Regions from separate parts of the Homo sapiens genome. Here region 2 is linked to region 1. Evidence: read pairs that join two places in POLR2A ChIA-PET (ENCODE). Cell type or tissue: A673. All regions are shown on one strand.

Evidence for each region. Peaks named below come from ENCODE experiments on the same cell type or tissue, not always from the same donor. Only the 100,000 strongest peaks of a DNase experiment are listed, where the experiment ranks them.
Region 2: POLR2A ChIA-PET joins it to region 1 with 5 read pairs; 2 of 35 experiments call an interaction of 5 or more read pairs at or near these places.

The regions. Positions count from the first base shown.
Region 1 is chr14:76,536,576-76,540,575 of GRCh38, reverse strand. No RefSeq gene overlaps it. Among named protein-coding and RNA genes, the nearest start is that of ESRRB, 160 kb to the right of the region's middle. In A673, no CTCF peak of the experiment used is centred here; a DNase peak (open chromatin) is centred at 2,325; H3K4me3 peaks cover 782 bases; H3K27ac peaks cover 1,485 bases.
Region 2 is chr14:76,427,907-76,431,906 of GRCh38, reverse strand. All of the region lies in intron 1 of ESRRB (estrogen related receptor beta), which reads right to left. Among named protein-coding and RNA genes, the nearest start is that of ESRRB, 54 kb to the right of the region's middle. In A673, no CTCF peak of the experiment used is centred here; a DNase peak (open chromatin) is centred at 1,836; H3K27ac peaks cover 1,666 bases.

The DNA.
Region 1 (4,000 bases):
TTTGTTTGTTTTAGACAGAGTCTTGCACTGTTGCCCAGGCTGGAATGCAGTGGCACGATCTCAGCTCACTGCAGCCTTTGCCTCCTGGGTTCAAGCAATTCTCATGCCTCAGCCTCCCGAGTAGCTGGGAGTATAGGAGTGCGCCACCATGCCTGGCTAATTTTTTTGTATTTTTAGTAGAGATGGGTTTGCACCATGTTGTCCAGGCTGGTCTTGAACTCCTGACTTCAGGTGATCCACCTGCCTCGGCCTCCCAAAGTGCTGGGATGATAGGTATGAGCCATCATGCCCAGCCCAGCCCCTTGTTTTGATTGGATTTGAAAATTAGATTCCTGCAGGTTTGAGAACCCCAAAGTGGATTCTAAGCCAGTTTCATGATTGCCATTTGCTATGGTTTGAATGTTTTTGCCCTCTCCAAAATTCATGTTGAAACTTGATCCCCAGTGCAACTGTATTGGAAAGTGTGGCCTTTGGGAAGTGATTGAGTCATGAAGGCTCTGCCCTCATGGATGAGATTGGGTGACCTTATGAAAGGGCTTGACAGAGGGAGTTAGCCTTTTCTTGCCCTTCTATCTTTCACGGTGTGAGGACAGTGTTCCTCCATTCTGGAGGATGCAGCATTCAAGGCACCATCTTAGAAGCAGAGACCAGACTCTCACTAGTCTACCTGCTGGTGCCGTGATGTTGGACTTCCCATTCTCCAGAACTGTGAGAAATAAATTTCTGTTCTTTATAAATGACCCAGTCTCGGGTACTTTGTTATGGCACCACTAACAAAACAGACTGAGACACCATTTAAATAGTGTGGGGGGTATAGATACATAAAAAGTCACCCAGAAGTCCAGGGTGGGAACTAGGGCACTGCAAGCAAAATATTTAGGGTGCAAAACTTAAGGATGCACTTCCTGTCGGAGGCTGGCCATGCACTTGCACAATCCTGAGAGTGAGGACCTCCTTAAATGTCATGGATGGGGTGTCTTGATCCTCTCAGTCCTGGCTCTGCAAAAGCCATAGCGTTGTTGGATCTAAATCCTCATAAGGCAAGGTGAAGGCAAGAGAAAGAACCAAGAGTCAACTGAACATCCAAAAGGAATGGCACTGTGCCCTGTGGGGCACACAGATGCCATATCTGGCAGTCTCACAAGCACCTGCAATGGAAACAGCATCAATATCAGTTTATACCTGAGGACATCCAGGCTTATAGAGGTTAGGAAAGAAGAGGAAAGGAAAAAATAAAGAAAGGAAAGGAAAAAAGAAAGGAAAGGAAAGGGGAAAGGGAAGTGAAGGGAAGGGGAAAGGGAAGGAAAGGAAAGGAAGGGAAAAGGGAAGGGGAGGGAAAAGGGAAGGGGAGGGGAGGGGAGGCAAAGGGAAGGGAAGGGAGGGGGAGGGGAAGGGAGGGAAGGCAAAGGGGAGGGGAGGGGAAGGGAGGGAAGGCAAAGGGTAGGGGAGGGAAGGAAAGGGAAGGAAAGGGGGAGGGAGGGGAGGGGAGGAAAGTGGAGGGAATGGCAGGGAAGGAAAAGGGAATGGAAAGAAAGGGAAGGGAAGGAAAAGGGAAGGGAGGGGAGGGGAGGGGAGAGAAGGGAAGGAAAAGGGAAGGGAGGGGAGGGGAGGGGAGAGAAGGGAAGGAAAAGGGAAGGGAGGGGAGGGGAGGGGAGAGAAGGGAAGGGAAAGGAAGGGAGGGGGAAGGGAGGGGAGGGGAGGGAAGGGAAGGGAAGGGAGGTTCTTTTTTTTCCACCAAGTAGTAGCATTGATTCCACTTCATGAATGAGGTCAGTGGAACCCAGAGCCTTTATATGTTTCCCATATATTTAATAATTTATTATTTTTAAATCACTCCTTGACAAAAAAATACTTTAGATCACGTATTCACTTAGATGACTACATCCATCCTTCAAACATGACTGAGTAGGCATCCAGTCAGGCACAGCAAAGAGTCAGATTTCTTTCTGGAATCATAGAAGCCAGTGGGAGAAAAGATTAGCTGGTGGCATGAATGAGATGGAGTAAGTAAAGAAAGGAGCGTCTGCTGCATGATCAAGGGGAGCGGGAATTATGCCAGAAAGCTTAAGCTGAAGGTGATTGTCAAAACTTCACAGGATTTAGCCCTGAGCTTCCCTGGTAAATACAGTAGCTGCCATCAACCAATAAAAAGCATCCCCGCCTGTGACCTGTCGGATGAGAGATGATCTCCCCAGCACTAAACTGAAAGCACACTTTGGTGCTGAGAATCTTTACATAAGGGGCACCGACAGCAGCAGTGCCAAGGAGAATAACGTAGTAATGAGAATAGCTGCCGTTTATTGCATAGGCACTTTCAAATGCTAATGTAATGCTCTCAAGTATACCACAAAGCAAGTCTTATTCTAACCTTCATTTTTTTTTAGAGTGGGAAACTGAGACTCAGAGACAGCAAGCAGCTTGGCCACAATCCCAGTCATTAAATGCCCGGTCTGATTGAAAGCAGATTTTCCCAAAGTGGCCAGTATCCCTTGGCTGCTCCATTTACAAGACCAGTGCCGCCGGTCACAGGATGAAAATCACCTCTTACTACTGACAGGATATATTAAATAAGTGACACAGACATTCCAGTTAATTAACTATGTTGCCCCCTGCCCTTTCATTCCATAATCAACCCTGTTATCTGGGGCCAAGTTTCCTAGTGTCTCCTATTTTATTAAAGTCCTTGCTTCCTGTATCTACAGAATCTCTATAGAGCTCTAGAGAGGCCTCCAACAAGGGAGGGGATACGGACTAGGAAGAGACATCATATCTGGGTGCCATGAGCACCCAGATTGAGTGAGACCTGGGTGAAACTGTCAGGAGCAGAAGTTCTCAAAGTGTGGTCCCATAGCGGCAGCAGCACCTGGTACCTCATTAGATATGCAATCCTCTGACCCTGTAGAAGTGGGTAAAACTATCCCAGACCTATTGAATTAGAAACTTGAGTAGGCCAGCAATTTCAGGTTTAACCAGCCCTCCAAGTGACTCTGATACATGCCAAAGCTTGATTACCGCTGGTTTAAGTTAGTAGTTTTCAACTGTGGCTGCACATTGGCGTCACCTGGGAAGCTTTAAGAACTACCAATGCCCAGGTCTTACCCCCAAAAATTGACATTATTATTGTTATTATTATTTAGACAGGGTCTCGCTCTGTCACCCAGGCTGGAGTGCAGTGGTAGGATCATGCCTCATTGTAGCCTCGACCTCTCAGGCTCCTGTTCTGTAGATCCTCCCACCTTAGCCTCCTAAATAGCTGGAACTGAGAGGTGACAGCGTGCTGGCAGTCCTCAGAGCCCTCGCTTGCTTTCGGCACCTCCTCTGCCTGGGCTCTCACTTTGGCAGCATTTGAGGAGCCCTTCAGCCCACCACTGCACTGTGGGAGCCCCTTTCTGGGCTGGCCAAGGCTGGAGCCCACTCCCTCAGCTTGCTGGGAGGTGTGGAGGGAGAGGCGCGAGCGGGAACCGGGGCTGCATGCAGCGCTTGTGGGCCAGCTGGAGTTCCGGGTGGGCGTGGGCTTGGCGGGCCCCGCACTCGGAGCAGCCGGCCAGCCCTGCTGGCCCCGGGCAATGAGGGACTTAGCATCTGGGCCAGCGGCTGCGGAGGGTGTACTGGGTCCCCCAGCAGTACCGGCCCACCTGCGCTGTGCTCGATTTCTCGCCGGGCCTTAGCTGCCTTCCCGCGGGGCAGCCCTCGGGACTGAAGCCTGCCATGCCTGAGCCTTCCCCCGCCTCCGTGGGTTCCTGTGCAGCCCGAGCCTCCCCGACGAGCGCCGCCCCCTGCTCCATGGCGCCCAGTCCCATCGACCGCCCAGGGGCTGGGGAGTGTGGGTGTAGGGCACCGGGACTGGCAGGCAGCTCCACCTGCAGCCCCGGTGCGGGATCCACTGGGTGAAGCCACTTGGGCTCCTGAGTCTGGGGGGGCCTTGGAGAACCTTTATGTCTAGCTCAGGGATTGTAAATACACCAATCGGTACTCTGTATCTAGCTCAAGGTTTGTAAAC
Region 2 (4,000 bases), 110 kb after region 1:
TCTAGGAGGAGTAGCTGCTGCAGGATGAGGCAGGAGGCAGCTGACCCTTGTGTTCTGGGGAGGAGCGGGGAGTGTCAAGTCCATCATCTGTGGTTGGCTGGGACCCAGTTCCCCACTGGATCGATAACTATTGACTCTTCATGGGGAGGGAACAGACGCCCATCCAAGCAGCCTTTGAAAGGGCAGTAGTCAGTGGTCGAAGCCCCTTGGGGCATCATTTTCCCTTTGATTCATCTCCTAACTGGAGCTTAGCAAGCGCTGCCCTGGCCTCAATTTCACCCCCATCTGATTAAACGTGGCCTCCCTCGTGCCCCAACTCATCTCTGCCCTGGGCCTTCTCAGTAGCCAGCGTGGGACCCTGTTCCCTTCGCAGCCTGATCCCCAGGGGACACCGAGCTTGCTGGGGGGCTCTTCCTGCCTTGGCTGGACATTGCTCTGCTGGATTACAAAGCAGGTTGAAGATTTTCCTAATGCAGAGAGCAGGGGAATCTCAAAAGTTCTGAATGAAACTCAAATTGCTGAACTATTTTGCCTTAGACTTCTAGAGGAAGACAGATTTCAGGGTATCAACAAGAGATCATCATCGGTGTTTTGTTTTGTTTTTGTTTTGTTTGAGATGGAGTCTTGTTCTGTCATCCAGGCTGGAGTGCAGTAGCTCCATCTGGCTCACTGCAACCTCCACCTCTCAGCTTTAAGTGATTCTCCTGCCTCAGCCTCCTGAGTAGCTGGAACTACAGGCGTGTGCCCCCATGCCTGGCTAATTTTTGTATTTTTAGTAAAGACGGGTTTCACCATGTTGGGTAGGCTGGTATCGAACTCCTGACCTTGGGTAATTTGCCCTCCTCGGCCTTCCAAAATGTGGGATTACAGGCATGAGCCATCAGGCCCGGCCTCTCACTGTTTTTTACGCTGGAATCTCAAGGATCTTTCCCACACTAGGTGGCCTGCTGCTGGTCAGAGGGCAGCAGGCAGAGGAATGGACTGGCCTGATAAGCGTCCAGCTTGCTTTCCTCTATGGGGTAGAATCTACCCACCACACCCAAGAATCTGGGTCAGGCTGAAGGACGGCCCCCAGAGCCTCATCCCTGCTGGGGCCATGCATTTAAGAACTGGAACAAGCAGCTGGGCCACTTAATGGCTACAAGCCTGCATGCTGGTAGCAGACGTGCCAGTTCTATCCCTAATTGCTGCTGGCTTTGAGTAATCAGGTCATCCTCTCTGGACCTCAGGGTCCTCATCTGTAAAATGGGCTCAATCACAGCACCTCCTTCACAGAGTTGAGCAAGAGCCAATGAAGGCACAATGCTTAGAACAGCGCAGGTGACAAGCAGGCACTCAGTGGATGTTGCCTGAGGCTGTGATTCTTCTGAGAAAGTCCAGCAGTGGGCAGGCCTGTGGTTAAACCCAGCAAACCCCTTCCCTCATCCAAGGCCCCCAGACCTAGAATTGAGGATGATTCTTCAAGGAACTTGCCATAGACCAGGAGGGAAAGAAGCTGGCTGGGCAAATTAAGAGGATAAACAAAACTGACATGGGAATCCACTCCACAGAAGAAAAATGGTTTCTGAACACTTGAGAGATTCTTATGTACATTTCAATAATTAATTTGCTAACCAGGGGCCATCAAGAGCTATCCATTAAAGCAGATCCTCAGACCCTCCAGCAAGGCTTTATGAGTCACAAATCAGCCCCTCAGGCACCTAGAACTACTATACTGTAACTAAATTTCCTTTAAAATAGTATTAAAGATTGCAGAATGCCCCTAACAGGAGGGTAGGATGGGGAGGACCATGTGGCTAGATGCGAATTACTGTCAAGGTTCCAGTTTTCCTGTTGAATATGGATTCATGGGCACTTATTACATGGGAGGGAGGGTAGGGAAGGAAGAAAGGAAGGAAGGGAGGCAGACAGGAAGGCAGGAAGGCAGGAAGGCAGGCAGGAAGGAAGGAAGGAAGGGGCAAGTAGGCCAATGGTTAAGTGTTACGAACCAGCGATAATGAAGAATCCAATTCTGTGCACTGAGATCCATTAATTACACACACACACACACACACACATAAAACTTAAACTCAGATTTTTCATCAATTCAAATTGACCTTCCCTCTGAGTAATCTGAACTGCCTATTTTATTTTATTTTTATTTTTATTATTTTTTTGAGACAGAGTTTTACTCTTGTTGCCCAGGCTGGAGTGCAATGGCACTATCTCGGCTCACCACAACCACTACCTCCCGGGTTCAAGCGATTCTCTTGCCTCAGCCTCCTGAGTAGCTGGGATTACAGGCATGAGCCACCACACCCAGTTAATTTTGTATTTTTAGTAGAGACGGGGTTTCTCCATGTTGGTCAGGCTGGTCTGGAACTCCCAACCTCAGGTGATCCACCCGTCTTGGCCTCCCAAAGTGCTGGGATTACAGGCATGAGCCACTGCGCCCGGCCTGAACTGCCTATTTTATTAATAGATGGTGTTTTTTTTAATCACTCCTGTGTGATTGAATCTTGGGTATGTGTATCTTTCAGCTTTCAACAATAGGTAACACTTTTCTGGACACACACTTCAGCACAGCTGGAGTCACTGAATCATAAGTTCTCAGAGATTTTTCTGACTACCCTGGTGACTTTCAGATAATAAAACAGCCCTAAGAAACTAATGACTTGCTCAAACTTACTAACTAGAATGCCAGGCTGCTTTGGGGGAGGCTGGGGCTGATGGGGGCAATAGAGACACAGCAAGTGGTGACCTGTTCTGGAGGATGAGTTGACTTAGAAAGCAGCCCCCCAATACCCTCTATGTCCATGTTGCTAACACAGCCCCGTCTCTGTGGTGGTGCCATTTTATTTGGCCTCCTTGGGAATATTTTCCTAATGATTTCTTTCTCTTTCTCCCCTTGGGGGCCCTCTGGGACCCAGGGCTGCAGGATGACCCAAGAGCATGGTGGCTTCAGCGAGAGTTGCCTCCCTCTGCACGCTCTGGAGCTCAGGCAAAAATCTGTAATTAAGCATCTTGTCGTTAGAAAGATTAGTCAAAACCAGGCTGATCCCCGACAACTGATTGAAATCTCATTCCGCACAAATTACGGCATGGAAAATAATAATGGGTAATTAGTGCCTTTCAATCAGGGCTTTTTATCCATGATTTTCCAGGCTGCAGGCATCACAATGAGAAGAGAGAGGCTCTACCAAGGCAGGAAGAGACAATTGGAGGCAGAGTGGCTGCCCTGGGACAGCTGGGAGATCCCAGTTCACTGGCCAAGCCCAGCACACATGAGCTCAGGCTCACGGAGAGTGGCCACTGCTGGCTTTTTGAAACTTCAGCCCTCCCTTGGGTCCTCTCAGTCAAGTGTCCTTATGCAGGGCCCAATGGTACCTGGTAGCTCTCACTTTAGTCCACCTAGCCTTGGCCAGCTCTGGGCTCTGACCACCACAAAGGGGTGTGTTTGAGGGAAGGACATCGAAAATTCAGAATATGCCCCCAAACTCACCTCTAGTATCCTTCTTTTCAGTAGCTATTGGAGTTCTGACATCTGTAAATTTAGCTTAACTTTTCTTAAATCTGTTTTTATTTTCACTCTATATCAAGCAGTGATGTGGCATAAATATCCTACCTCATGGCTGGGTGCAGTGGCTCACACCTGTAATCCCAGCGCTTTGGGAGGCCAAGGTGGGCGGATCACCTGAGGTCGGGAGTTCGAGACCAGCCTGACCAACATGGAGAAACCCCGTCTCTACGAAAAATACAAAATTAGCCAGGCATGGTGGTGCATGCCTGTAATCCTGGCTACTCCAGAGGCTGAGGAAGGAGAATCACTTGAACCCAGGAGGCAGAGGTTGTGGTGAGCCAAGATTGCGCCATTGCACTCCAGCCTGGGCAACAGGATCAAAACTCCATCTCAAACATATATATAACCCAATTACTGTCATTGAACACACTCAGTAGCCTCCAGATGGCTTTAATCCTCATAGTAGCCATGGCGCTGGGCCAGAGAGCTTTGTGGTTAGAG